Regions from separate parts of the Homo sapiens genome. Here region 1 is linked to region 2. A link is a loop called in an ENCODE intact Hi-C map of the cell type or tissue named here. Cell type or tissue: ascending aorta. All regions are shown on one strand. Links, peaks and the distances in the headings refer to the core of each region. The heading gives the core; the rest is flanking DNA. Region 1 holds the start of GRK6 (G protein-coupled receptor kinase 6). Region 2 holds the start of HNRNPAB (heterogeneous nuclear ribonucleoprotein A/B).

Region 1 (14,420 bases), core at 6,356-14,355, 780 kb before region 2:
AGACCATCCTGGCCAACATGGTGAAACCCCGTCTCTACTAAAAAAAAAAAAAAAAAAAAAAATTAGCCTGGAGTGGTGGCACGCAACTGTAATCCCAGCTACTCAGGACGCTGAGGCAGGAGAATTGCTTGAACCAGGGAGGCAGAGGTTGCAGTGAGCCGAGATTGCGCCACTCCACTCCGGCCTGGTGACAGAGTGAGACTCCATCTCAAAAAAAAAAAAAGAAAAAGAAAAAGAAAAAGACAGATTTTGAATGACACCATTTGAGACCCAGCATCCAGAGACGCTTGAAGTCAGAACCACCACCTATGCTTTTCTGTTACCTGAACCCCAAAATTCCTTTTTTTGCCTGAGCTAATTTTAGTTTCAACCAAAAGTCCTAACTTATGCTGCCAGACTTCATACACTGTTACCAGGAAGTTCCCAAAACAAAACAAAACAAAACAAACCCCTTCATGTGATCATGATGGGTAAGTCAGTAGTTTAAAGGACGGGAAAATACTGACCTTAGAAGCAGGGTAGGGAAGCACTGGACTTGAGTCAGGAAGGCTTCCACTCCCACCTTGGCCACCGCCCCGCAGTGTGATGACGGCTAAGGAGCTCGGCCTCTCTCAATCTGCATTGCCACATCTCTGTAGGGAGGGATGGGCACTCATGCTGTCTGGTAGACTTGTTGAGGTGTTTGAATGGGATTGCATGTGAAAAGGCAGAGCCTGGCGTGTGGTTGGAGCTCAATCCATAGAGGTGTACAAAGAAACTTTCCAATGTGGATACATTTTTCTCTATAATTTCTGCACACTTGTCCCCAGATCTTCTTGCACATCTGGCTGTCTTCCACCAATTGCTGTAGACCAGAGCAGAAAGGCAGTGTCCCCTTGACCTGGCTTCTGTCTTTCTGCAGCTGGGCGGTGGGTCCATGGGATGAGAAACCATTGAGTCCTGCTCACAGGTTTCTGGATACACACAGACACACACAAATCCCCTTCCTCTTTATTTTTATTTTTTTGAGACAGAGTCTCGCTCTGTCTCCCAGGCTGGAGTGCAATGGCACGATCTCGGCTCACTGCAACCTTCGCCTCCCAGGTTCAAGCGATTCTCCCTCAGCCTCCTGAGTAGCTGGGATTACATGCACCTGCCACCACATCCAGCTAATTTTTGTATTTTTGGTAGAGACGGGGTTTCACCATGTTGGTCAGGATGGTCTCAAATTCCTGACCTTGTGATCTGCCCACCTCGGCCTCCTGAAGTGCTGGGATTACAGGTGTGAGCCACCATGCCCGGCCCCCACTTCCTCTTTAGCAGGGACTTGGGACATAGATTTCATGTGGTTGCAGAACTGCCTGTTCAAGGAGACGTTGGGGGGATCAGAAGGTACCCAGCCTGCCATCCTTCACACCTTGGCTGGTGGTACTGTTGCTTCCCCAGTCAGACTGTTGAACTGTTGAGATACAGTCTTTTTTTTTTTTTGAGATGGAGTCTCGCTCTTGTCGCCCAGGCTGGAGTGCAATGGCACGATCTTGGCTCACTTCAACTTCCGCCTCCCGGGTTCAAGCAATTCTCCTGCCTCAGCCTCCCAAGTAGCTGGGATTACAGGTGCCTGCCACCACACCCGCCTAATTTTTGTATTTTTAGTAGAAACGGTTTTCACCATGTTGGCCAGGCTGGTCTTGAACTCCTGACTTCAGGTGATCCACCCACCTCGCCCTCCCAAAATGCTGGGATTACAGGCATGAGCCACCGCACCCGGCCAAATTTAATTAATTTAAGTAGCCACATGTGACTAGGTGCTACCATGTTGGACAGTGCAGCTCCTGATGGAAGCAGGAAGAAGCTCAGCGTGTGGCTGCTGGTGCACACCGAATGAGAAGGAGAGGGCATGAAATAACGCTGGAGAGGGAAGCAGGGCCCGGATCAAGTTGGGCCATTGTGGGCCACGGGGAAGAACATAGGGTTTTTAACATTTTAATTGTTTATTTTTTGTAGAGCTAAGTCTCACTATGTTGTTGCCCAGGCTGGCCTTGAAATCCTAGGATCAAGTGAGCCTCCCACCTCATCCTCCCAAGTAGCTGGGACTACAGGAGGTTTTTTTAAATTATTATTTATTTATTTATTTATTTTTTTGGAGACAGTTCTTGCTCTGTTACCCAGGCTGGAGTGCAATGGTATGATCATGGCTCACTGCAGCCTCAAGGAGGTTTTATTTTTTAAGTGTAATGAGAAGTGTATTAATTATCTATGGCTGCATAACAAATTGTCCCAAAATTTAGCAGCTTAAAATGACATTTATGGAGACTGATTTCAATGATAACTCCAGTTCTCTCACGTGGGCCAGCCTCACATCAATTAAACTCTTTTTTTTTTTTTTTTTTTGAGACAGAGTCTCGCTCTGTTGCCTAGGCTGGAGTGTATAGTGACACGATTTTGGCTCACTGCAACCTCTGCCTCCTAGGTTCAAGGGATTCTCCTGCCTCAGCCTCCCAAGTAGTTGGGACTACAAGTGCCCACCACAACACCTGGCTAATTTTTATATTTTTAGTAGAGATGGGGTTTCACTATGTTGGCGAGGCTAGTCTCGAACTCCTGACCTCATGATTGGCCTGCCTTGGCCTTCCAAAGTGCTGGGATTACAGGCGTGAGCCACTGCTCCTGGCCAATTAAGCTTTTATTTTATTTTTTTGAGACAGAGTTTCTCTCTTGTTGCCCAGGCTGGAGTGCAATGGCACGATCTCGGCTCACCGCAACCTCTGCCTCCCGGGTTCAAGCAATTCTCCCGCCTCAGCCTCCTGAGTCGCTGGGATTACAGGCATGTGCCACCACGCCTGGCTAATTTTGTATTTTTAGTAGAGATGGGGTTTCTCTATATTGGTCAGGCTGGTCTTGAACTCCTGACCTCAGGTGATCCACCCACCTTGGCGTCCCAAAGTGCTGGGATTACAGGTGTGAGCCACCACTCCCGGCCATAAACTCTTTTTAAAAAAGATATTTATGGGTCACAGTTTCTATGGGTCAGGAACCCGGCACTTTTTAACTGAGTGCCACTGGATCAGCATCTCTCACAAGGCTGCATCGGAGGGTCAGCTGAGGCTGCCGGGGGAAGGATCCACTTCCAAGTTCACTTACAAAGCTGTTGGCTAGAGACATCAGTTGCCTGCCACATAGGGTCTCTCCATCTCACAACCTAACAGGTGGTTTCTCTCAGACTGAGCCAGTGAGGGAGCAAGAGGAGTTACGTAAGATGGTAGCCACAATCTTTTAGTAATCTCATGTTGGAAATGACATTCCATCACTTTGGCTGCATTCCTTCCATTGGAAGTGAGTCAAGCTGGGTGCCATGGCTCATGCCTGTAATCCCAAGACTTTAGGAGGCCAGGGAGGGAGGATTGCTTGAGCCAGGAGTTTGAGACCAGCCTGGGCAACAGAGGGAGACCCTATCTCTACAAAAAAATTAATTAGTTGGGTATGGTGGCATGCGCATGTAGTCCCAGCTACTCGGGAGGCTGATGTAGGCTGATCGATTGGGCCCAGGAGGTGGAGGCTGCAGTAAGCTGTGATCGAGCCTGAGTGACAGAGCAAGACCCTGTCTCTTAGGGAAAAAAAACGTGGCCCGGCCCAGTGGCTCACGCCTGAAATCCCAGCACTTTGGGAAGCCGAAGCAGGCAGATCACCCAAGGTCAGGAGTTTGAAACCAGCCTGGCTAACATGGTGAAACCTCATCTATACTAAAAATACAAAAATTAACCAGGCGTAGTGGGCAGCGCCTGTAATCCCAGCTACTCCGGAGGCTGAGGCAGGAGAATTGCTTAAACCCGGGAGGCGGAGTTTGCAGTGAGCCGAGATTGCACCACTGCACTCCAGCCTGGGCGACAGAGCGAGACTCTGAAAAAAAGAAAAGGCCGGGGGCAGGCCAGGCCTGGTGGCTCACGCCTGTAATCCCAGCACTTTGGGAGGCAGAGATGGGCAGATCACTTGAGGTCAGGAGTTCAAAACCAGCCTGGCCAACATGGTGAAACCCCATCTCTACAAAAATTAACTGGGCGTAGTGGCACGCGCCTGTAGTCCCAGCTACTCGGGAGGCTGAGGCAGGAGAATTGCTTGAACCTGGGAGGCAGAGGTTGCAGTGAGTGGAGATCAAGCCACCGTACTCCAGCCTGGCAACAGAGCGAGACTTCCACAGAGCGAGACTCCATCTCAAAAACAAAAAAAAAGAAAAAAAGAAAAAGAAAAAATGCCGGGTGTAGTGGCTCACACCTGTAATCCCAGCACTTTGGGAGACCGAGACGGGCGGATCAGGAGTTTGAGACCAGCCTGGCCACATGGTGAAACCCCGTCTCTACTAAAAATACAAAAAATTAGCCAGGCGTGGTGGTGAGTGCCTTTAATTCCAGCTACCCGGGAGGCTGAGGCAGGAGAATTGCATGAACCCAGGAGGTGGAGGTTGCAGTGAGCTGAGATCATGCCATTGCACCCCAGCCTGGGTAAGGAGAGCAAAACTCCATCTCAAAAAAAAAAAAAGTGAGTCAGGAGGTCCACCTGACACTTAAGGGGATCTTAAGGCTGTGAATACCAGGAAGAAGCAGAGATCCACGGACCAGGAAGAAGCAGAGATCCACGGACCAGGAAGAAGCAGAGATCCACGGACCAGGAAGAAGCAGAGATCCACGGACCAGGAAGAAGCAGAGATCCACGGACCAGGAAGAAGCAGAGATCCGTGGTGGCAGGGGTACCTTAGAGGTTGCCTACCACAGGCAGCCACTGGAGAGTTCTGAGTAAGAGTGACAGGATCCGGCTGATTGTTTTTAAGACAGGCCATCCAGTCACACAATGCAAGATTAAAGGTGCAAAAAGGGAGGTGAAAAACCTCCCTCCCACCCCCATCCCCAGCCATTTAACTACCCCTTCCCAGATGCAAGCAGCATTTCTGCTGCCTCACGTGGCCTTCCCAAGGTGGCAACATATATATAAGCAAAACTGTCTGTGGTGGTTGTTAGTGTTGTTCACCAAACATTTCCAATTCTTTTATCCTTCCAGGCCTATAGGAGTGATGCCAGGTACCTGCTTCTGCATTATAAACTACTCCAAACTTAGTGGCCTGTTTTATCATGCTCATGGATTCTGTGGGTCAGGAATTCAGGCAGGACTCAGCAGGGAAGATGCCAGGGACCTCAGCTGGATACTTGCATGGCTGGGGGTGACTCAAATTGCCAGGGGTTAGAATTATCATATGGAGGCTTCTTCACTCACATGTCTGGTGCTGGGGGTGGGATGACTGGATCATCCCAGCGTCCTGGGCTCAGCTGGGATTGTCAACCACAGTAGAGCACACACATGTGGCCTCTCCATTTGGCTAGGGCTTCTCACAGCAGCAGCTGACTGTGAGGAAAGAGCCCAAGAGGACAGTTCTGGGGAGCCGGCATTTTATGACAGCCAGGCCATATGGCCTTTCCTGACCTGGCCTCAGACTTCACTCTGCATCATTTCCACCATATTCTACCGATGACAAGAGAGTCATTAAGGTCAGACCAAATTCAAGGGGAGGGAAATTAAACTCTATCTCTTGCTGTGGGGGTGGCAAGGTTCCATTGCAGAGGTGCCCATGGGATGGGAATGCATTGTTACACTCATCTTTAGAAAATATAATCTGCCATAGTAATGTTGTGTCTCCCCACTCCTTTATTTATTTATTTATTTATTGAGACAGAGTCTCACTCTATCTCCCAGGCTGGAGTGCAGTGGAACGATCTCGGCTCACTGCAGCCTCTGCCTCCTGAGTTCCAGCGATTCTCCCACCCCAGCCTCCCAAGTAGCTGGGACTACAGGTGCACAACACCACGCCTGGCTAATTTTTGTATTTTTAGTAGAGACAGGTTTTCACCATGTTGGCCGGTCTGGTCTCAAACTCCTGACCTCAGGTGATCCACCAGCCTTGGCCTCCCAAAGTGCAGGGATTACAGGCATGAGCCACCATGCCAGCCCTTCTCCCCACCCCTTGAAAGCTACTTGTGGCCATGTGGTTTGCTTTGACCAATGAAATGTGAGCAGAAGTGACTTGTGTCACTTTTGGGTGCGAGCTTTAAGGACTATTGTATGATTTACCAAATTTCCCATTTCCTTTCACCACCTGCCATTGTAGAAGCACAAACTGCAATGAAGCCCCTACTACGCTGGGGCCCTGAGTGACTACTATGTGTAGTGCCACCCCACCACCCAACAAGCTGTGTTAGACATGTGGTGTATGCAGGAAATGAACTTTTGTTGCTTTAGGTCACTTAAACTTGGGATTGTTTGTTACTGCAGCAGAACCTAATCTATCCAGACCCTTCCTTTTTTTTGAGACAGAGTCTCACTCTGTCACCCAGGCTGGAGTGCAACATCTCTGCTTACTGCAACCTCTACCTCCTGGGTTCAACCAATTCTCCTGCCTCAGCCTCCTGAGTAGCTAGGATTACCATTCCCAGCTAATCTTTGTGTTTTTTAGTAGAGATGGGCTTTCCCCATGTTGGCCAGGCTGGTCTTGAACTCTTGACCTCAGGTGATCCGCCCGCCTCGGCCTCCCAAAGTGCTGGGATTACAGGCTGAGCCACTGTGCCCAGCCCAGACACTTCTTATGCAAGCCTTACACACTGTTCTGCACCCTGATTTTTTCCACTTAACAATATATCTTGGAGATTGTTTATATCAGTATACAAGCACTTCCACGCTTTTTTTTTAAATAGCTACATCGTATTCCTGGGTAGGAAAGGACATTTTACTTAATCAGTCTCTATTAAGGACAATTAGTATGATCCATCTTTTTGGACAATGCTGCAATGAATAGCCTTAAACATTTCTTTTTTTTTTTTTTTTTTTGAGACAGAGTCTCACTCTGTCATCCACGCTGGAGTGCAGTGGCACAATCTCCGCTCACTGCAACCTCTGCACCTGGCTAAGTTTTGGACTTTTAGTAGACATGGGGTTTTGCCATGTTGGCCAGGCTGGTCTTGAACTCCTGGTCTCAAGTGATCCTCCCGCCTCTGCCTCCCAAAGTATTGGGATTACAGGTGTGAGCCACCAGGCCCCACCAGCCTTAAGCATTTCTTATTTTGCTTGAGTGCAACGATATTTGTTTCTTTTGAGACAGAGTCTTACTCTGTCCCCCAGGCTAGAGTGCAATGGCACGATCTCAGTTCACTGCAACCTCCGTCTCCCAGGTTCAAGCGATTCTCCTGCCTCAGCCTCTCAAGTAGCTGGGATTACAGGCACCCGCCACCACACCTGGTGAATTTTTTTAAATTTTAGTAGAGATAGGTTTTGCCATGTTGGCCAGGCTGTTCTCAGACTCCTTCCCTCGTGATCCACCCACCTCGGCCTCCCAAGGTGCTAGGATTACAGGCGTGAGCCACAGCACCCGACTAAGTGCAATGATATTTGTAAGATAGATTCCTAGATGTGCACATCTCAGATGGTTGGTGGCAGATTTTCCCTCTTATTTATTTATTTATTTTTGAGATGGAGTCTCGCTCTGTTGCCCAAGCTGGAATGCACTGGCATGATCTTGGCTCACTGCAACCTCCACCTCCAGGGCTTAAGCGATTCTCATGCCTCAGCCTCCTGAGTAGCTGGGACTACAGGCCCGCACCACCATGCCCGGCTAATTTTTTATATTTTAGTAGAGATGGGGTTTCACCATGTTGGCCAGGGTGGTCTCGAACTCCTGAGCTCAGGTGATCAGCCTGCCTTGGCCTCCCAAAGTTCTGGGATTACAGGCATGAGCCACCATGCTTAGCCAATTTTCCCTTTTAAAAATATCACTTTGGCTGTAGGTGGAAAATGGCTTAAAGAGCTGGAACGAAATTTCCTGAGTGACATCTCCTCTTCACCTCTTATCTATTGCCATGTCCTGTTCATGCCAGCTACATGCCAGGTCTCCATCTGTCCACCTGTCTGCATGTCCTGGCCACTGCCCCAGCATAGGGCACCATCATTCCTCTCTCTAAAAGTTCCTTCTAAAAGGTCTCTCACCTGTCTTAGGATACTTGGCTTGCAGACAAGGAAGCCAATTCTGAGTAACTAAGCAGATGAGGAATGGATGGGGCAGCCTGGGGGGCTTGCTGAATCCCCCTCCCCCAGGAAGGGCCTAGCTTGACTGCCTTCCTTGCCTCCCCCAACCTCCACGGCCTCCACAGTGAATTCTAAATGATCCCCCTGATGTCTTGTGCCGGTCACATGCTCTAGATTCAAAGACCTGGTTGGAAACATTGGAATTGTGCTCCAGCTACCAGAGACCTGGGAGAAAAAATTCTACCTCCCTTCTTTGATTTCCTGAGTTGAAGGCAGGGTCTGCCTCCACATCTCATAGGATTCTTCTCAAACGGGAAGGGCTTCAGATGTTGGGAACTAAAACAACAACAAGCCAGCCCCCTCCCCTCAGCTTATCCTTCACAGTGCAGCCCAGAGCTCTCTATGAAAGCAAATCTGATCACCCTACTCAAAACCTCCGTGAGAGCTCCCTACCACCTTCAAGACGAAGTCCAAAATTCCTTAGGTGGCTCTCAAGGCCCTCCCTGATCCAGGCCCCTCCTGAGACTTCAGCCTCATTTCTTGCCCCCATGTCGACCCCATTGTGTACCACTGTGTACCTTTAAACCCCAGCTGGATGCTTAGGTGCTGAACGCAGGAGCCCTTCCTGACTTCCTCTACGGAACTTCGAACATGTGATACCCCTCTGTCCAGAAGGCTCTTTCCCTCCCTACTCCAGTAACCTGCACATTTTCACTGAATCTTCAGATTTCACTTGGACACAACAGCCTTCACTAAGTGAGGTACCTGCCCTATGTTCCACTGGGCCCTGGGTTTCCCTTTTTTTTTTTTTTTTTTGAGACGGAGTCTCACTCTGTTGCCCAGGCTGGAGTGTATTGGCACGATCTCGGCCCACTGCAAGCTCCACCTCCCAGGTTCACACCATTCTCCTGCCTCAGCCTCCCAAGTAGCTGGGACTACAGGTGCCCGCCACCATGCCCGGCTAATTTTTTGTATTTTTAGTAGAGACGGGGTTTCACCGCATTAGCCAGGAGGGTTTCCCTCTTTTAAGGTACTTAACTCCCTAGATCCTAGATCCATCCACTTTTCTCCGTCTCTATTGCCACCTTGTAGGTCCAGGCCACCACCATCTCTTTACTGGAATTCTGTAAACTCCTGACTGCTCTGCTTCCACTCTTGGCCCCCTAGGAATCCACCAGAGTGATATTTTTAAAATATAAATCATTCTTTCAAATGTTTCACATTTCACTTAGCAAAAACACTTCAGCCTCCTGGACGTGTTCACAGTCCTCCATGACCTAGCTAGTGCCTTTGCTCCTTCTGTCTCATCTCAGACCACTGGGCCCAGAAGCTGCGGACGCCTTCTCCTATTCCCTGAACACACCACTTAGTCTGGCTTAGAGCCTCTGCGTTTGCTGTTGCTTCTACTGGATCCGCTCAAATGTCACACCCTGAGAGTGTCACACACTCTCTTAACGTCCGAAGAGCAGTTGTCACTCTCTGAAACCATCTATTTGTTTATTTACAGAATAATTACCTTTATCTCACCCTGCCCTCACTTGCTCCCTCCACTTCTAGCAAGTAAGCAGGGAGCCTGGCTATCTTGCTGCCATCACTGTGTTCTCCAGCACCTGGCTTGGTGCCTGGCACAGAGGTGTTGCTCTGTATTTTCGGATGAATGAATGCATAGGAACTAGAGAAGCCTAGATGGATCCGGCTCTGCCTTACTCGCGGAGTTTGGGCAAGCCTGTTTCCTGCTGCGTGAAGTAGGGGGTGGAGGAAGCGGGGTGTTAAGCTACAAGGTGTTGATTAGCTGTAAGATTTCAGCCTTGTTTTCTCCGTAGTCTTCGGGCTGGAGCCAGCCACTTGACGTCCGGCGCCTCAGCTCCCCACCTGTATAATGGGTGTGAACTCATCCCGAGGTCTAGGGGTGGTAGCGCTGCCTTATAAGGCGGCAGAGGCCGAGGGAAGGCGAGGCCGAGTGGGTGGAGAGAAATCACAACATCCGGCTGCGGGGGCTGGGCGGGGCGCCTGCGGCGACCGGGCAAGAGGTCGGGGAACGGCTGCGAGGCCGCAGCCTCCTCCCTGTCTCTCCCTCTTTCGATGTGCGCCCTCCTGATTGGGGCCGACCCAAGGGAATACGGCCACACAAGTGGACCAAACAAACTCGCTGCCAGCCCGCAGGAGGCCCAGGATACGGAGCGCGTCCCCGACAAAACCCTAGAAAAGCCGTCTGCGAGCCAAAGGCCGCCGGGCCACACCTTCAGGCGACGACCCAATCAAAATGCAGTACTTGAGATGACGGACGTCTTCTTCACCCAATCACATATTCGGCCTCCTGGGCGTGCCCCAGAGTACCCACCTCCATTGTCCCGGCTGAGGGCTCGGCCCTAATTGGCAGTTTGGTATCCTACGAAAGCCTAGAAATTCGAACCTAGGGGCTGAACCCCGCCCTCAGACCAACCAGGAAGAGGTGACGTGATTGGTCCCGCCCCCGTACTTCTTTGAGCGAGTCCCCAGCTGGGGGGGCGGGGGAAAAAATGAAGAGGAAGACTAATGGGAAGACGGCGCGGGGAGCTTCTGCCCGGTGATTGGTCAAATGAGGTAAACAGAGGGCGGGGCAGGGCGGGCCAGCGCCGGGGTGGCCCCCGGGAGGGGGCGGAGAGTGCGCGGCTGGCTGCGGCGGCCGGGGAGGCCGGGGAGGCCGCGGCGCGGTCACTGCGAGCCGAGCCGAGCCGCGCCGAGCCGCGCCGATCGCCATCCGGCCTCGGCACTCGCGCGCGATCCCGGCCGGCGGCGCGGCCCGGCGGGCCAGGCGGCGCCACAGCCCATGGAGCTCGAGAACATCGTAGCGAACACGGTGCTACTCAAGGCCCGGGAAGGTGAGGCGGCCGGGTGGGCGGCCGGGCCCGGGTGCGTGGAGCGCGAGTGCGCTGCGTCTGAGCTCCGCAGGGCTACCCAGCCGTCGGATCCCCTAGGCCCGCGGGCCCTGCGCCTTACACCCCGCCCAGACACGAGCCTTTCCGGCCCGTCGTCTTCCTCCTCCGCACCTGCCCCCGGGATTCGGGGCCCAGGAAGGGGCGGGGGTCAGGCCGCCGCCCTCGCGGCGGGTGGGGGTGAAGGAGTGAAAGAAGGTGAGACGAAGAGGGAAGGGTGGGACCGGAGCCCCAGGAGAGCCTGTCTGAGAGGCAAGCCTCCTCCAGGGGAGAGGTGTAAAGATGCCCCACGTGCCAGGGGCCCAGACCCCAGCACCCTAGCCTAATCCCGCGCAAAGTTGGCGATAGGTAAAGCTGGAGAATGAATAAACGGACCCTCTGCGTAGCACAGCCCACCTGACTTGGGGAAACTCCTGGCCACAAATGCTACTTATAGGACTGCCACTTGCTCCGTGCCTCAGGACACTGAGGGCAGAGGTGAATGGATATTTGCCCTCAGGGAGCCCATGGTCTAGTGGGGCTAGCGGACACAGAAAGAAGTGGGAGCAGAGCATGCTGCTCTGTCAGTATTGTAAGCTCAGAGGTCTGGCTGGGGAAACCAGTCTGGTGGACCGAGTGTGTGTGTAGCTCCTCGTGGCTCCCACCCCAGATGTTATCAGGCACTTGCTCTGTGCAGGTCCTGGGAGACACAGAAGGACCAGATCGGGTCCTCACTGCCTTGTGGTCAGTCTGCCCCCACCTGCCACACTCCACCTCAGTAACATGATCACTGACCACCCACTCTGCCCCACCTTTTCCAGGGTGCTGGGGAAGCAGCAGTAAACAAGACCCATCTTTTTGGAACTCCAGGGCAAGGAGGGAGATTGTGACAGTTTTTCCACCCTTTGCTGGGCTTCCAGGCTTAAAAAGTCATCTGCTTCACCTTTCTACCATATTTTACATGTGGGAAGCTGAGGCTCAAACCAGGGATTAGCATCAGTCACACAGCAAGATTGTGATTGACTCGGGCCTAAGACACAGGATGACCGGCACAGTCTATAGGAAGCCCAGAGGAACTTTCAGCTGGGTGCTACACCTGGCACCCCGTGCCCACCAAGTGCTCTGGCGAGGTGCAGCCCAGAAATGGCATGGCAGGCTGGGTCCTCATTGCCTGGGGAGCCTGTCTTATCCCCTGTCCCTTATCGAGCCCATGGGCTAGGCCTTCCTCCCAGCCTCTGGGGGCATCTGCCGATTCTGTTCTGCCTCGTCATCCAACCAGCCAGGGAGGAGGGGTGGGGAGGGCCGAAACAGGCCTTCTTCCCTAGGGCTGTAGCCAGTTAAGGCCTCAGGCCTGCTGATGGCACTGCCTGGCCGGAGAGTGTGGGTACCTTTGGACAAGCTTTGTCAGGCCATGGGCAAGGCACAGGGTGGTATGGCCAGACTGGGGACTGGTACCTCCACTAGAGAACCCTTACGACAACCTGGCTCTGCCCCTCCCACCTGCATGGCTTTTTTTTGAGACAGAGTCTCACTGTGTCACCCAGGCTGGAGTGCAGGGCTCACTGCAACCTCCGCCTCCTGGGTTCAAGTGACTCTCCTCCCTCAGCCTCCCAAGTAGCTGGGACTACAGGTGCATGCCACCACACCCAGCTAATTTTTGTATTTATAGCACAGATGGGTTTCACCATGTTGGCCTGGCTGGTCTTGAACTCCTGACCTCAAGTGATCCGCCTGCCTCTGGCCTCCCTAATTGCTGGGATTATAGGCATGAGCCACCGCGCCTGGCCGACCTGCATGACTTTAAACATGTCTCTTCTTTCTCAACTTCAGTACCCCTTTTTGTGGAACGGTTGGGGGTGGGACATAAAGACTAAAGGAAACCCTGATTGTCACTGAGTCCTGAGCCCAGGCGCCTGGACGGGCTGCATCAGAACCACCTCATGAACTGGCTTTTCATGAGCTTGAGGCTGGGGCCCCTGACGGCTTCTCAAGTGATCTGAGGCCCCAGGTGGGGTTTGGGAACCCTTGGTGTGTGTATACAGTTGGCACCTAATAGATGCCAGCCATGTTTGGGGTGGGAAAGGAGCTTGGGTTGTGGCCATAGGGAGCTGGGTACGAATCCTGTACCCAGGATTGGTCTCTGGGCTTGGTCATCTTGGGTATACTCTGGGCTTGGTCATCTTGGGTGAATTGATTCCTCACTTCAGAATCTCAGTTTTCATATAAAATTGGGCCTGCTCTGGCAGAGTTGCTGTGAGGATGGAGTGGGACAACGCTGGGGCTTGAGACCTCCCTCAGTACCCCTTCTCTTCCCAGGCACTCAGAGGCATGGGGAGGGGGCCCAGGGACACTGAAAGGGGACAGGGAGGGTGGGGAAGAGCTCCACTGACTGGGCAGCCCAGGACAGGATATTTGCATGTGACTCTTTGCTGCTGCCTTGATGTGGCTGGGAGGGGGGAGGAGGAAGTAACTGAGGGTGGGAGGCTGGCGGATGGAGGGTTGGGTGAGGGACCTGTGGGTGTGGGGGAGGAGTTCCCCTTCTGGGAAGGCCTTGCCCTGGGTTGAGGGGTGGGTGTCTGTTGCTCACTCACAGTGAAGCAATGACTGCAGGGCATGTTCGCAGGAGGCCTCTAGCAAGTTTCTCAATGGGCCCCTGCAGTACTTCCTTCTCCAGGCAGCTTAGGTCGGGGAGTCATCTAGGGACCTAGCCTTGCCCCCTCCCTAGAAGGCAACTTCTGCCCTTGTACCACCTGCCCTCACCCAGGCCAGATGGATACAGGACTAGAAAGCCAGAGGGGAAACTGAGGCCCAGCATGAGAAAGTGGTTGTCTAAGGTTGCCATGGCGTTGTTGGAGTTGGGGTTCACCTCTTGACTCAGCCCTACTTGATGTGGACAGTGTCTCCCATTCACTACGTAACACACATGGAGAAGCTGAGGTTCACAGATAGCGAGTGATGGGCCACAGTGTGAATCAGAGATTCAGACCCAGCTCTGGGAGGCTCAGGCCCCTTCCACCCTCCTCAACCTGGTGGCCCACAGGCCACACACATTTGGCTAGCTCCCTGACACATTTTATTTGGCTGCAGTGAGTTTTTTTTTTTTTTTAAACAAAATGGGGGCCAATATTTTATGTTAGAGTCTGCAATTCCGGCTGCTTTTGAAAAAATCAGAAGAGCTGGCCACATTGAGCCAGAAACCCTCCTAGCAGCAATCAAGCAATCAGCTGGCGTTCTCCTGCAGCTGGCCCTGTCAGAGAGGCCTTCGCTGTTCCTGGTCATCTCACATCTGGCCCACGTTTCCCACACCTGTTGGGCTCTGCAGGCAATCGAACTGCTGCTGTGACCTCAGCTGCTGCAGATGGGGTGTCTGCGAGGTCAAGCAAGACAGGCAGGGGACCGGGGAAGCCCCAGTGTGCAGGGGACGGGGAGTCCTGGGTGCCAGCCCCCTTGCCCCTGCCTCATTTGAGCGTCTGATATCTCTGATGTGGG
Region 2 (15,844 bases), core at 4,195-12,194:
AGGGAGGCTGAGGCAGGAGAATCGCTTGAACTTGGGAGATGGAGGTTGCAGTGAGCCGAGATCACACCATTGCAATCCAGCCTGGGCCAGAGAGTAAGACCCTGTCTAAAAAAAAAAAAAAAAAAGAAAGAAAAAAAGAAACTGAGGCTCAAAGAAAGAGCCCGCAGGTCCACACTGACCTAGTGGCAATGCAGACATAAACATAAACAAAGCCTCTTTTAGGAGCCACTGCTGCCTCTCAGAGGGAGACAGAAATTTCCCGGTTTAATAGGCTTTCTCCCCACCTAATCTGCAGTAGTGAGTCCTAAAATCTGTCCCTGTCCCAATGACTGGTGCCTAGAATGCTTCATAAAAGTGAGAGTCCAGCCCCAGAGGTCAGGGAGTCTGAAGTTTCAAAGACTACACAGGGGATAATGTTGCAGATGAGGCCGGGCCCCTGTGTGAGCTGTGCCCACTGTGTGCAGCTTTGTGAGCTCTCCAGGAAACTGGGAGGATTAGGGTTTTGTATGTGAATCACATACTTCATTAAGGACTGATTCCAGTATAGGGCTCTAGCCATTTCTGATTGGTTTCTGATGGACAGAGGCTGCCTCTGAGACTCAGCAGGGCGTGGGGTGGCTGTGGCAAGAATGTGTGATTTTAGGGAGGCCGCCAGCAGATTCTCTCTCCAGATCTCTTACTTGTCTGTTTCAAGGATTTGACTTGAGATGTATTTTGAGATATATTGTTGCGGGGTGGCTGGGGGCCTGGGGGTGTCAGCAGGCAAAGGAATGTTCCCTTGGATGCTTCCACTGTTGCTGTTAGCAGTCACAGCAGCTCTCACAGCGGGCGCTGTTCTAAACCCTTAGCAGCCGTCCTCCCATAGCCCTGCAGGATGGTGGAGAGACAGGTGCCATTCTCTTTTTTTTTAAGATGAAGTAGGTCGGGAGCTGTGGCTCATGCCTGTAATCCCAGCCCTTTGGGAAGTTAAGGCAGGCAGATGGCTTGAGCCCAGGAGTTTGAGACTAGCCTGGGCAACACAGGGAGACCCTGTCCCTAGCTAAATAAATAAATAAGCTGGGTGTGGTGGTGCATGCCTGTAGTCCCAGCTAAGTGGGAGGCTGAGACGGGAGGATCACTTGAGCCCAGGAGGTCGAGGCGAGCCGTGATCACATCACTGCACTCAGAGCAAGACCCTGTCTCAGAAAAAATGTAAAAAAAGATGAAGAAGCTGAACTTCATGGAGGTCTGCTTAGGGATCCACATCTCAGATGCTCTTGGTCAATGTCAATAGGTTTAGTGGGACCCTGGAGGAAGACATTAGAACATGGTGGGGGCTGGGTTTAGCTGGACAGTGCCTGCCTCATCCGCTGGGGGTCACTGTGACTCAGCTCCCACTGATTCTGGACACAGGACACTGTGGCCCAGTGTGACCTTAGCTGACAATTTTTCAAAAGTAACTGGACGTATAACCTTGTGTAGAAATGCCATCATCCGGCAGGGCGCGGTGGCTCACACCTGTAATCCTAGCACTTTGGGAGGCTGAGGCGGGTGGATCACGAGGTCAGGAGTTCGAGATCTGCCTGGCCAACATGAGGAAACCCTTTCTCTACTAGAAATACAAAAATTAGCGTGGTGGTGCATGCTTGTAATCCCAGCTACTTGGGAAGCTAAGGCACAAGAATCGCTTGAACCCAGGAGGTGAAGGTTGTAGTGAGCCAAGATCATGCCACTGCACTCCAGCCTGGGCGACACAGTGAGACTCCATCTAAAAAATATACATATATGTGTATATATATGTGTGTGTGTATATATATGTATATACATGTATATATATACGTATATATGTGTACATATATACGCATATATATGTATATATTATATATATACATATATACACATATATACACATATACACATATATACGTATATATACACACACATATATATGTGTATGTGTGTATATGTATATATGAAAGAAATGTCATAATCCATAAATGTTGGCAAACAATTTTTTCAAATGAGCCAAACACTGTGTAGGACTGGGTGAGGTGGTGTGCAATTTTAGTCTCAGCTGCTAGGGAGGTTGAAGCGGGAGGATCACTTGAGGCCAGTAGTTTGAGGCTACACTGAGCTGCAATCACGCAGGTGAATAGTGACTGCACTCCAGCCTGGGCGACACAGTGAGACCTCATCTCAAAAACAAAAACAGAACAAAGCACTGTACAGGGCAAGCAAGTAGGTTCAAGAGTCAACTTTAGTCCACAAGGTGCTGGTTTGAAACAGTATTAGTCTGTTTTCACATTGCTATAAGGAAATACCTGAGACTTGGTAATTTATAAAGGAAAGAGGTTTAATTGACTCAGTTCCGCATGGTGGGGAGGCCTCAGGAAACTTACAATCATGGCGGAAGGCACCTCTTCACAGGGCAGCAGGAGAGAGAATGAGTGCCAGCAGGGGAAATGCCAGATGCTTATAAAACCATCAGATCTCGTGAGTACTCACTATCACTAGAACAGCATGGGGGAAACCGCCCCCACGATTCGATTACCTCCCACCAGGTCCCTCCAATGACACATGGGGATTATGGGGATTACAATTCAGGATGAGATTTGGGGCTGGGCGAAGTGGCTTACGCCTGTAATCCCAGCACTTTGGGAGGCCGAACTCCAGAGGTCAGGAGTTTGCGAGCAGCCTGGCCAACACAGTGAAACCCTGTCTCTACTAAAAGTACAAAATTAGCCAGGTGTGGTGGCGCACACCTGCAATCCCAGCTACTCGGGAGACTGAGGCATGAGAATTGCTTGAACCCAGGGGGCAGAGGTTGCAGTGAGCTGAGATCATGCCACTGCACTCCAGCCTGGGCAACAGAGCGAGACTCTGTCTCAAAAAAAAAAAAAAAAAAAAAGATCTCGTATTCATTCTGCAGGCACTGGCGTGCCCACCGTAGGAGTCAGGGTGGAGGAGACAGACCCGATGCAGGGTCTCAGGGCGCTCACAGTCAATGTCAACAGTGTGGCCCATGTTCTGAGGGGCACCCTTCCTCGGGGTATGACACAACACTTCCCATAGGAGGAGGAGGAAGTCTGTTGGATGTTGTGTTTGGTTTCTGGGGCTGCTGTGATCAAGTGCCGCAACCCGGTGGCTTACAGCAACCCAGCTGTATTCTCTCACAGTTCTTGAGGCTGGAAGTCTAAAATCAAGCTGTCAGCAGGGCCCGTGCTCCCTCTGAAGGCTTCAAGGGAGGATCTTTGCCCCGCTCCTAGTTTCCGGTGTTGCCAGCAATCCTCAGTGCTTCTTGGCCTATAGATGCATCACTGCAATCTCTGCCTCCGTGGTCATGTGGCATTTTTCCCGTGTGTCTGTCTTTCCCCCTCCAAAGTTCACCAGTCATACAGGATTAAAGGCCCACCCTACTCCCATATGGGCCTTTAATCCTCATACTCCAGTTTGACCTCATCTTAACTTGATTCCACCTGAAAAGACTATTTCCAAGTATGGCCACATTCAGAGGCACCAGGAGTTAGGATTTGAACGTAACTTTTTTTTTGTTTTTGAGACGGAGTCTCACTCTGTCGCCCAGGCTGGAGTGCAGTGGCATGATCTTGGCTCACTGCAAGCTCCACCTCCCGGGTTCACGCCATTCTCCTGCCTCAGCCTCCTGAGTAGCTGGGACTACAGGTGCCCACCACCACGCCTGGCTAATTTTTTGTATTTTTAGTAGAGACGGGGTTTCACTGTTAGCCAGGATGGTCTCGATCTCCTGACCTCGTGATCCGCCCACCTCGGCCTCCCAAAATGCTGGGATTACAGGAGTAAGCCACCATGCCCGGCTGTGAACATGTCTTTTGCGGGGGCACACAATTCAACTCCCAATGTGTACAGTAGTTAGGTGACATTTGGGAAGACTGTTCCAGGTAGAGAAAACAGCAGGTGAAAAGGCCCAAAGGCAGGAGGGCACTGGTGAGTTCTAGGAAGTAAAAGAAATTCAGCACAGCTGGAGTGGAGAGTGGCAAGGAGGTGCAGCTGAGGCGACTCATGCTGGACCTTATAGGCCAGGTGGGAGGGTGAGAGTAGGCCAGGCTACAGTTTGAGAGAAAAAAAAAATCCCAAATCTCAGTGCCAGGCCCAGTACAGGTTCATTTTCAGCTTGTGTCAAATCTGATGTGGGCCGAACAGCTCTTCTCCATGAGGTAGCTCAGCCGTGTAGAACACATGGTCGCGGGGTGAAGGGAAGTCTGGACAAGGCCCCCAGTCTCCATGGCCCCAGCCTGAAAGGAACTCTTCCACTCACAGACCACACAGCAGGGGAGGCTGGCAAGGTGGGGGCACAGATTTCTGGGAGCCCCAACTGTCTGTCCCACTCGTATTCACCCGAAGTCAAGGCTAAGACTTCATCCTGACAGCACTGGGAAGTCAGCCAGGGTTTTCACACAGAGGTAGTGACAAGATGGGACTTGCATTTTCAGTTTTTCCTTTTTTCACTGTAGCTCTCAGATCTTATGACTTGTGTTTTAGAAAGATTCATCTGGCTAGAGGACTCCTCTGAAGCAGGGGAGCTGGAGTTTGGTGGAGCGGGGAAAGTGGCTGCAGCGGGAGTTGGCCACAGCAGAGGCACGATATATTTGTAGTTAACTCATGCAACTTCCACCTTGCAGGCTCAGCCAAAAAACCGAAAAAAAGAATGTGAGAAAAATCAATTCATGTAATTAAAAAACAATCCAAAAGCATTTTGTGTATGTCCTTTCCTAGATTGGAGATTGTCCACATTTTATGCATATATTCTGAATAGCCCAAACCCAGGGAGTGTATACTCTATGGGCCTTTTAAGAGATTTTCAGGGGTAACTGAGCTCCTGGCTGACTTGAGAACCTCACTGTCATGGAATTGCCCTCTACTCAGGGTCTGTAACTGAACCTAATAACAAAAGTAGGGAGGCTTGTGTCAAAAGGACTTCCTGCTGTTTCCCAAACAGTGTGGTGCCTTGCCTCTGGCAGAAACACCCTTGGATACAATATGAAGGCTTTATTTATTTATTTATGTAATTTCATTTTTTTGAGACAGAGTCTGGCTCTGTCCCCCAGGCTGGAGTGCAGTGGCACGATCTCGGCTCACTGCAAGCTCTGCCTCCCGGGTTCACACCATTCTCCTGCCTCAGCCTCCCGAGTAGCTGGGACTACAGGCGCCCCCCCACCACGCCCGGCTAATTTTTGTATTTTTAGTAAAGACAGGGTTTCACCGTGTTAGCCAGGATGGTCTCGATCCGCCTGCCTCGGCCTCCCAAAGTGCTGGGATTACAGGCGTGAGCCACCGCACCCGGCCCGGCATTTTTTATTTTTTGCTGAGACTGACCCCTACCTGCCTGCAGTTCTTTCTAGTTTATGAAGTGTTTTCTAAGCCATTACCTTATTTGAGCTTCAGGATTCTTTATTTATTTATTTATTTATTTTGAGACAGAGTCTCGCTGTGTCACTTAGCCTGGAGTGTAGTGGTGCGATCTCGGCTCGATGCAACCTCCATCTCCCAGGTTCGAGTGATTCTTGTGCCTCAGCCTCCCGAGCAGGGGGGACTACAGGCCTGGGCCACCATGCCCAGACTTTTTTTTGTATTTTTAGTAGAGATGGGGGTTCCACCATGTTGCTCAGGCTGGTCTCAAACTCCTGGCCTCATGGGATTCTCCTGCCTTGGCTTACCAAAGTGGTGGGATTACGGGCGTGAGCCACCACGCCCAGCTGAGCCTCAGAATAAATTAGATCTTTGATAGGAGATCTAATTTACATCAAGGAACTCAGAAGCTCAGACACACCTTGTCCCACAGTAGCCAGGAGCCCTGGAAACAATCCCCAATGTGGAGTTGGACGTGTTGGTTTCATGGCCACAGTTTTAGCTGTGGTTTCAGTATTCTTGTGTATAAAATATGGGTAACTGCACAAAGCTATTTTGAAGCTCCAGTAAAGCAAGGTTGGTGAAAGCATTTTGCAAACTGCTAAGCGCTGTCCAAATGTTGTATCCTCAGACTTTACACGTCACTGAAAGTGTTTCTGAGTCGTGCTAAAGAAATCCACGTGGAAGATTAAGGGAATTTATGCCTGCAGTAATGTCTTTGGGCTGCACCTACACTATTTGACTTTGAACTTAATTTCCTGAATTACCTTCACTGCTTGGGGAGCTGTGCCCATCATCTCCTGCAGGCCACAGCCCTGGCCCTCATTTCTGTGGGTTGGCAAGGGCTGGGGTGGAGGTGGGGTGAGCAGTTTGTTAGAGACCGCCCTGAAAGCCTTGCTGCCAGATCTCAGTGACATGAGTAAGGTCGTGTGGAAATATGTGACTTCCTGTTATGGAATTAGCCTGGGACAGTGAAGAGTGGCCTTGGGGTGAACCAGAGGGCACTTGCCCACCTGGGTATGGGTATCCCAGCTGCACTTGATTGTTACTTTGGGGGAAGGCAGTACAGTGTGAGCTAAATCTTCGGACTTTCCTAGAGAAGCCTGAAATCCACGTATCTTCATTTTTCATTCTCAGGGCAACTCCAGTGCCTGGGTGGAGTTAGTGCCTGAGTTGGTTGTGTAGCTTTGGGCCGCTGCTCTTGACTTCAGTTTTCTCATTTAAAATTGGTGATCCACCTGAGATCAGGAGTTCAAGACCAGCCTGGTCAACATGGTAAAACCCCATCTCTACTAAAAATACAAAAATTAGCCCGGCATGGTGGAACACACCTGCAATCCCAGCTACTCAGGAGGCTGAGGCAGGAGAATCGCTAGAACCTGGGAGGTGGAGGTTGCTGTGAGCTGAGATGGCTCCACTGTACTCCAGCCTGGGCGACAGAGCGAGACCCCCGTCTCAAAGAAAAAAAAAACCTGGTGATCTAGCTGGGCAACATAGGGAGACCCTGTGTTTACAAAAAATTCGCTTGGCGTGGTGGCCACGTTTCTGGTTCCAGCTACTTGGGAGGCTGAGGCAGGAGGCTCATTTGAGCCCGGGAGGTTGAAGCTGCAGTAAGCCGTGATCGTGCCACTGGACTCCAGCCTGGGTTACAGAACAAAACCTTGTGTCAAAAAATAAAATAAATAAAATTGGTGACCATACCACCTTACTTTGGTTGTTAAGATACAGAAGAGAAAATGGAATGCCCAGCCCACCACACTGGTCCTGGCTGCAGGAATCCACTGGAAACGCTAGTTCCTTGTGTTCTGGGTTGCTATTTGGTAACCTGCAGGCTCCAGAGGTTGTAATCCTGCTTGCCTTGGGGCCCACCACCCATATGATTAAAAGGAATAACGGGATTACCGAGGCCTTTAAAATTTTGTGGTCAAGGAGATAATATAAAGGAGTTTTGTGTATTAGGAAGAGAACAACGCCCCCACCCTGTCCTTTACCTCGTGAGTTCACGAGTGGTGTATTTGTTTTGTTTTGTTTTTGAGACGATGTCTCGCTCTGTCGCCCAGGCTGGAGTGCAGTGGCGAGATCTCGGCTCACTGCAAGCTCCGCCTCCCGGGTTCACGCCATTCTCCTGCCTCAGCCTCCCGGTAACTGGGACTACAGGCGCCCACCACCACGCCCGGCTAATTTTTTTGTATTTTTAGTAGAGACGGGGTTTCACCATGTTCGCCAGGATGGTCTCGATCTCCTGACCTCGTGATCCGCCCGCCTGGACCTCCCAAAGTGCTGGGAGTACAGGCGGGAGCCACCGCGCCCGGCCTCCGTATTTGTTTAAAAAAAAAAAAAAAAAAAAAAAGGCCGGGCGCGGTGGCTCACGCCTGTAATCCCAGTACTTTGGGAGGCCCAGGCGGGCGGATCACGAGGTCAGGAGATCGAGACCATCCTGGCCAACATGGTGAAACCCCGTCTCTACTAAAAAAACAAAAAAATTAGCCGGGCGTGGTGGCGCATGCCTGTAATCCCAGCTACTCGGGAGGCTGAGACAGGAGAATCGCTTGAACCCGGGAGGCGGAGGTTGCGGTGAGCCGAGATCGCGCCATTGCACTCCAGTCTGGGCGACAAGAGCAAGACTCCATCAAAAAAAAAAAAATAATAAAAAGGAAGAAAAAGAAAGACAAATGATTTACAGGAAAAAATTTAAGTAAACAAAAGTACAAATGCGATGTCAATCGTTCAGGTGGTGCCAGGGGACAGAGAACCGGGGAACACCAAGGTCTCATCGTCCCTGCAGAGCATCTCTGGGGGAGGCGACGGACAGGGCGCGAGCGCGGGGCTTGGAGGGCACCAAGGTCCAGGGGGATGGCGGGTTCAGTCCCAATCCCTCCGACCCGTGCTGAGGGCCTTGGAGGACCCCACTCGCCCAACCTCGGAAGCCCGGGTTCTGCCACTTCCAGCCACGCGTCCTTGGGCTGCGAAACTTTCTCCAGCCCAGTTTCCTCTTTTGGGACATGGGGAGGCGGAGGCTGCCAATGCTGGGATGGAGTCCTCGAGAGCAAGAGACCAGCGGCCTCGACGAGCTTACAATCCGATTAGGCCCTCCCACCGATGTGCTGTAGCTGCCCGCCGCCCTGGACCCGGCGCCGTCCCGCCCGGCTTCGGGAGCCCTCCGTAGCGGCCGGACTCGCGCGCGTTCTAAAATGAGGACAAAGCCCGCCCAGGTCTAGAGCGCGCGCGCCGTGGCGGCCAATGGGACGCTGAAGCTAGGTTGAGTGACGGACTTGAGCAGCCAATGAGTGTGCAGTTTGTTGCGATGTGGCACCCGGCTCCGGCATTATAAAGGGCGCCACGAGTCGGCATTGTCAGGCGGCGGCACCGCGCGGGACGGAGCTTGGCTGTTGGTCGGTGGGTTCCCGTGCGGCGGCGGCCAAGGAGGAGGAGACACAGTTGGAGCAGCTCCGTGGGCTGACTGGGGCGAGGCCTCAGCAGCGCGAGCTTGAGTGCGGCCGAGCCTGCGGCGCCTTCCCCTGCGGGTGGGGACGAGCGGGCCCCGCGGCGTCATCGGCGGCGAGGTGAGCGGCGGCCGGCGGGCGGGAGCTCTGGCGGGAGCCGCGCCGGCCTGACGCGCTGTCGCCGCTGGTTGCAGGAGCCGCCGCGCCTCGGCCTAGCATGTCGGAAGCGGGCGAGGAGCAGCCCATGGAGACGACGGGCGCCACCGAGAACGGACATGAGGCCGTCCCCGAAGGCGAGTCGCCGGCCGGGGCTGGCACGGGCGCCGCGGCGGGGGCTGGAGGCGCGACCGCGGCGCCCCCGAGCGGGAATCAGAACGGCGCCGAGGGCGACCAGATCAACGCCAGCAAGAACGAGGAGGACGCGGGGTAGGTGCGGCCGCGGGCGGACGGGGGCGCCGCCTTTGTTCCGGGGCCGCCTTTTGTTGGCGCCACGCGGCGGGGGGAGGGGCGGCGGCCTGGCCCGGGTCGGGGCTGGTGCGGCCCGCGGACTGTCGCCGCTGCGTTCGCGGGCCGGGCCTGGCGCTGCCACTCGCGCTGGAGTTTGCGGGAGTTTGTTGGGTCGACTTTGGCGCCGCCCCGGGGCCGCTCGCGCGCTGCCAGGGCCAGGGCCAGGGCCGGAGCCGGCGCAGGGGCGGGCGGATGGCCCGGAAGAGGGAAAGCGCTCGGACCCGGGGCCCGGCGGCGTCTTGGGCCGCGCCGGCGGCTGCGTGGGCGGAGTTGGCGCGAGCCGGGGCCCGGACCTCCCTCCTCCGCCTCTCCCGGGGGCGGAGTCACGGTCTGAACCCTGGGCGGGCTTGGTCCCCGGAAACATCGAGTTCCTTGAAACGAGTTCTCAGGAGTTGGTGGAGACGCTGGCCCTTTGCTACATGGTTGTAGAACACATGAATTTCCAGTTATGAGTGGTTAGGTCCCATACCCCTGGTGAGGTGGTCCCTTCTTTGCTTCTCACAGGCTGGGGCTGCAGAGCCTTGTTAAGCCTCGTTAGGGTCCTGGTTGAGTTCAATTTGGAGGGTAGTGGAGATTTAACATCTTTCTAAGGTGCTCCTTGCAGACTCTAAGGGTAGCTGTAGACTTCGTGAGAACTTTGCCAGGGCCAGTCCTTTCCAAAATCACAGCTTGCTTACAAGACTTGTTGCCGTGTGTCTCACCCTACCATTTCAGAAAAATGTTCGTTGGTGGCCTGAGCTGGGATACTAGCAAAAAAGATTTAAAAGACTATTTTACTAAATTTGGAGAGGTCGTTGACTGTACAATAAAAATGGATCCCAACACTGGACGGTCAAGAGGGTTTGGGTTTATCCTGTTCAAAGATGCAGCCAGTGTGGAGAAGGTAAGCTGGGTACTGGATTTCAGCAGTCTCAGTGGAAACGATTTGAATTCTAAGAGGACACCTTTCTTAAAGCATGACTAGTTTGTGTGGTCTGCATGTGATTTAAGTGCTTTGGGCAAAACCCAAAGCCGGAGGTTATGTTCCGGTTTTTGAGGGGATGAAAATACAGATTAAGCTGGGAGTGAGAGAATGTGCTGGAGTGGTTCGGGAAGATGACAGTTGACATTCATTACCTTTTATGTGCCTATTCTGGGTACGGCGCTAAACATCTGGGAGGATTACAAGAGAGTCCATGATTGGTATGATAGGCTTTTAGCCCCATTTTACAGGACAAAAACCAAAACCCTAAGGCTCAGAAATGTAAGTAGAAGAGGTCACAGCTAGTAGGGAGTGGAGGGAGGATTCCTTCCCCTGTGGCCCATCTTCAGCCTATGCTCCGAGTCCCTGCTGCTTCGCTTCTGGAGATGGGCCTCACGCTGGGACTGCTTGGGCAGGAAGAGCATGATCAAAGGCTTAAGTGTGAGGACTGTTTTCTAGGTGTCGAGGTAAACCAGCTGTACTTGAGGTTTGATGAAAATTGGGTTGGGAGGTTAAGCTGGGGTAGAATTTGGAGGGGGTGAAACACATGTTTGTATCTGTACTGGTGTCTTTATGGCTTAGAGAGAAGGGCCTTGTCTGGCTCGTGCTGCTGAGTCAGCCTGACCCCTTTCTGTTGGAACAGGTCCTAGACCAGAAGGAGCACAGGCTGGATGGCCGTGTCATTGACCCTAAAAAGGCCATGGCTATGAAGAAGGACCCGGTGAAGAAAATCTTCGTTGGGGGTCTGAATCCTGAAGCCACTGAGGAAAAGATCAGGGAGTACTTTGGCGAGTTTGGGGAGGTGAGTGTGGCTCTGGGAATAGCCCATCAGCTGCCCCTAAGGCTGCCTTCTTTCTGGTCCTTGGTATCCTTGGCTGGCTAGACCCTCCCAGGCAGGGCTTATTTTTCACCCTCTGTCTTCAATGGGGTCTTTTCTCCTGTGAGTCCCCTATATGCTCTGGGGTAGGGAGGTATTGGGCCTGAGTTTGCCTATGCTTTTTGCAGATTGAGGCCATTGAATTGCCAATGGATCCAAAGTTGAACAAAAGACGAGGTTTTGTGTTTATCACCTTTAAAGAAGAAGAACCCGTGAAGAAGGTTCTGGAGAAAAAGTTCCATACTGTCAGTGGAAGCAAGGTAAGGTGTTCCCAGCTCTGCTTGGCCTCCTGTGCTGCTGGAGAGCTGGCCCTTAGAGGGATGGGTTAGGGGTTGGGCCTCATGCAGGAGCTCTCCAGGTTGGTCAGACTTTACTATTTCTCTGAAGCGTATGCTGCCCTGATTGGGGCAGTGTTCCAATCCTTGAAAGACTTCTCAGGCTGGGAGGACTGCCAATAAACAACACAGGATGTGAGGGAGGTAGGAGAAGGTGGCCTCTGTGAATAGAGCAGGTTGAGTAGCCTCTTTAGCTCCTCACTTAAAGCTAGAGGTGACAGTTCTAGATTCTTGAGTCCAGGGGTATGAAGCCTGCAGTTTAAGGTCTCAGAAGATCCTAGAACTTCTGCAACTCACTGATTCTCCTCTGTGGTGAAGTTTTTCTTATTCCAGAGCCTTTCTACCTCCTTCTACAACCAAGTCTTTGTCCACTTCCATCCACTTTGAGCACTTTTTTTTTTTTTTTTTTTTTTTTGCTTTGAGACAGAGTCTTGCTTTGTTGTCCAGGCTGGGGTGCGGTAACACAATCATGGCTCACTGCAACCTTGACCTCATGGGCGGACCGGATCCTCCCATCTCAGCCTCTCGAGTAGCTGGGACCACAGGCATGTACCACCATGCCTGGCTCATATGTTTTTTTAAAGCCTGGTCTCACCATGTTGCCTGGGCTCAAGCCATCCTCTGCCTTGGCCTTGTAAAGTGTTGGGATTACAGGCATGAACTGCCTCACTTGGTCTTCTGGGCACCTCTTTAAGTTAACCCTAAACCCAGGCAAAAATCCTTCCAAAGATCTCCCAGGGTCCTGGCCAGCTTAAATCCAGGGTCAGTTGTGCTTTCAAATGAGTGGATTCATGTGCAGGGAGGTGTAGCTCTTCCCCTCCTGAACTCTGGTCAGGGAAAGGGTAGTTCAGGCTTCAAGTTGGCAGTTGGGAGTTGAGGGTGCGGCCTGCAGTGGCAGGGTGTGGCAGGTTCTGTTTCTGAGCAGGAGTTGGCAGCCAGATAAGGTGGGACAGGTGGAACTCCTGGAAGTCTCTATCCTGGCTGGGAGTTTGGAAAGAGTGGATTAGGATAGTCTTAAATTTTCTATAAAATGACAGTCTTTGAGGCAGTTAGGGGAAGCAGTGGTTATTACTCCAGTGGACAGTGATAGAGGCCTTTTTCTCTATGTGCCATAATGGGAAATGGGTGGGAAGAGCCTCTAAGGCAGAGTTTAAGTGAAACTACTGGTAGTGAGTCTTAGGAGTAAGTATATTTAGTTGGTTATATTCAGTATTTTTAATTTAGTAGGATAGAATATATCAGATTGCATTATTTTAATTTGCCAATTAAAAGTATGACTGGGACACTGTAAAATGTACTATTTTTAATGGGTGTGCATGTCAGGATTTTCTTTAGAAATACACTGGTCTGGTCTAATTTATTTAAGCAGGAGCACTTTAAAGTATCCCACCCTACCCCATTCCACCCCCAGTGGACAGAAAGGAAATTGACTGACTTGAGGGGATGCAGACATCTGGGTTATTCCAACAGACCAGTGGTTAGGAGGAGGGGGTGGGTAGCATTATGGCCTCGGGCAGGCCCCCCCACCCTGAGCCTCTGAAAGCTGACTTTATCTGTAAGAGGGAGGTCAGGCTCGCCTTCTCAATAGCGTGTATTTGGATGAGATGAGTTTCTTCTGTAAAGAGAAAAAGATGTTAAAACCTCATTGTCTAAGGCCCCTCATCTGAGAAGTCTTGTCTGACCCTCTAGCCCAGCAGGACCAAGGTGTGGTGCCTGGTCCCAGCCTGTCCTCTGCTCCCCTGGGCTGCAGTTGGCCCAGTTGCCTGCCTCCATTAGATACGGAGTTGCTCTGGGGCTGAGATGCCCATCTCAAGTGCATTCTGTCGGAAGGGTTCTCTGCTGGAAGGCCTTTGGTTTTAGTTGGGATTCCATGAGCTTTAGCCCAAAGGTGGCCTCCCATACTAGCATATTTTGTTTCTCAGCAAATGGACCTGATCCACCATTTGATGTTTGTCGCAGTGAAGGTGTTTGGGCAGTCACTGCCCTGAGTTTGTCCTACTGGCCTGACCACTGTCCTCTTGACTTTTAGTGTGAGATCAAGGTGGCCCAGCCCAAAGAAGTCTATCAGCAGCAGCAGTATGGCTCTGGGGGCCGTGGAAACCGCAACCGAGGGAACCGAGGCAGCGGAGGTGGTGGTGGAGGTGGAGGTGAGTGGAACGTGGATGAAGATAGGTCCTGTTTCCCTGCCTACATGGAGCCTTCCAAGCCTGTCTTGGGGCTCCCTCTGGTGCTGTGCAGCAGGGGTGGGCAGATTGTGTGAGGTTGGGGACGAACAGGAATAGGAACGGCTCTGGGTCAGGGCTGTATGCTTGAGGCTGTTGCCTGCTGCTGCCCCTTGGAATGGCTTGGGTGCCCAGGGCAGAGAGAGCATTTGTGTTACACTCTGGGGGAGGGGATGTGATGGGTGTCTTGGCTTTGTGGATGTCCTGAGTCTGGTACACCTGTGAGCAGGTAGGCAGAAGGGTGGGTAGGGCAGAGCTGTGCCAGGCATTTATCCCCTTCCATCCCAGGCCCCTCTGACTCCAAAGCCTGAACTGCATCTTTTTAAAGGCTAAGCTGCCAAGGAGAGTGGGAGTGATCAGAGAGTGACTGAGTGAGTGAGCTGCCTTGTTTGCCCCAAGTAAAGTTAGCATCCTGGTCTCTGATCCTCTGCTTGGGTCTCTCAGATGCAGGGTTGGGCCCAGGGCCCTTATACACCAGAACAGCAGCCCCTTGGCTTCTGCCTGAGTTGCCACAGTAACCCTGCCACCCCAAAGGGCAGGATTTCCTCCATCCTAGCTCCTGCGTATGCTAAATGGTCCACGGGCCCCTGTGCCCTGCTCCCCCCACAGGTCAGAGTCAGAGTTGGAATCAGGGCTACGGCAACTACTGGAACCAGGGCTACGGCTACCAGCAGGGCTACGGGCCTGGCTATGGCGGCTACGACTACTCGCCCTATGGCTATTACGGCTACGGCCCCGGCTACGACTACAGTAAGTAGGAGAGAGGGAGGCCCCATCCGCTCACCCCTCGTCCCCAGGGGAGGCAGGACAGTGTAGGAGCCACTGGCAGCAGGGGCTTTGGAGTCAGACAGGCCTGGCTCAGCCATGGGAGCTACTTGATTTTGAGCCTTAGACTTCGGGGTCTTAATAACATGAGGAAGGCAGTCTCTGCTGTCACGGCTGGTGAGGGTCCTGGGAAGATGCATATCAAGCGCGTGGCACAGGGCAAATGCTTGTAAATAGTAGCTGCTATGGTTGTTCTCGTCCCTAGGTCAGGGTAGTACAAACTACGGCAAGAGCCAGCGACGTGGTGGCCATCAGAATAACTACAAGCCATACTGAGGCGGCAGCAGGAGCGACCAACTGATCGCACACATGCTTTGTTTGGATATGGAGTGAACACAATTATGTACCAAATTTAACTTGGCAAACTTTCTATTGCCTGTCCCATGTGCATCTTATTTAAAATTTCCCCCATGGAAATCACTCTCCTGTTGACTATTTCCAGAGCTCTAGGTGTTTAGGCAGCGTGTGGTGTCTGAGAGGCCATAGCGCCATCATGGGCTGATTTTTATTACCAGGTCCCCCAGAAGCAGGTGGGAGGCTCTGCTTCCTGCTGCCGCTCTGCAGCCTGGACCTGTGGACCCTGGTTGTAAAGAGTAAATTGTATCTTAGGAAACCAGTGTCACCTTTTTTTCACCTTTTAATTTTATATTATTTGCGTCATACATTTCCTGTAACGGAAGTGTTAATTTTACTGTACTTTTTGGTACCTTTTGGGAATCTAATGTATTGTAAGGTATTTTACACGTGTCCTGATTTTGCCACAACCTGGATATTGAAGCTATCCAAGCTTTTGAAATAAAATTTAAAAACCCCCAAGCCTGGGTGAGTGTGGGATATGCTGTGTGAGACCTCTTGCTCAGGGTCGAGGGAGGCGGGGGGGGGGTGCCAGGTGCCCTGGACTTGGGGCTTTCTCCTGCAGCAGGCTCTTCCAGCTGCAGGCCCAGTTGTGGGGGTATCCTTTAAGGACTGCCCTGCCTAGGGCTGAGCCCCCCTTCAAAGAAAGGAATGAGAGGCCTATGGGGAGTGAGGATGGGGCAGTGATGAGGGCTTACATCCCCAGCAGGCATGTCCCCTCCTGGGACACCTTGGAACACCAACCTTCTTGGCTGATGAATGAAAAAATGGGATTCTTTACACACTAGGGCAGTGCCAGGGCCGTCTGAATTGGGGCACAATAGTGCTCCTCCTGGCTGGTGAAGAAAAGCCTGCTCTGGCAGGGGATGTTTATTGGCTGGATTGGAGCCCAACTCCAGGTCTGGTATTTAGGGCATAAGACTAGGTGGTTACAAGAGGCAAGGGTGGGTTGGGGT

Evidence for each region. Peaks named below come from ENCODE experiments on the same cell type or tissue, not always from the same donor. Only the 100,000 strongest peaks of a DNase experiment are listed, where the experiment ranks them.
Region 1: a loop joins it to region 2, with 4 times the contacts of the local background. A loop is called at or near these places in 2 of 110 quality-filtered maps.

Annotation. Positions count from the first base shown.
Region 1 is chr5:177,416,000-177,430,419 of GRCh38, forward strand. GRK6 (G protein-coupled receptor kinase 6) reads left to right here and starts at 10,677. Exons shown (of 16, transcript NM_001004106.3): 1 at 10,677-10,898. The coding sequence starts at 10,847. RefSeq lists enhancers at 9,761-9,930, 10,351-10,890 and a silencer at 10,601-11,250. In ascending aorta, for the core only: no CTCF peak of the experiment used is centred there; DNase peaks (open chromatin) are centred at 10,032, 10,452, 10,990 and 13,472; H3K4me3 peaks cover 2,767 bases; H3K27ac peaks cover 2,194 bases.
Region 2 is chr5:178,195,814-178,211,657 of GRCh38, forward strand. HNRNPAB (heterogeneous nuclear ribonucleoprotein A/B) reads left to right here and starts at 8,720. Exons shown (of 8, transcript NM_031266.3): 1 at 8,720-8,927; 2 at 9,002-9,233; 3 at 10,029-10,197; 4 at 10,919-11,077; 5 at 11,281-11,412; 6 at 13,517-13,634; 7 at 14,319-14,459; 8 at 14,740-15,350. The coding sequence starts at 9,025. The coding sequence ends at 14,810. It overlaps PHYKPL (5-phosphohydroxy-L-lysine phospho-lyase), which reads right to left. Exons shown (of 13, transcript NM_153373.4): 13 at 12,658-13,102. RefSeq lists silencers at 8,534-8,603, 8,904-9,123, 9,144-9,253, 9,284-9,693. In ascending aorta, for the core only: no CTCF peak of the experiment used is centred there; DNase peaks (open chromatin) are centred at 8,638, 9,638 and 11,528; H3K4me3 peaks cover 3,743 bases; H3K27ac peaks cover 2,762 bases.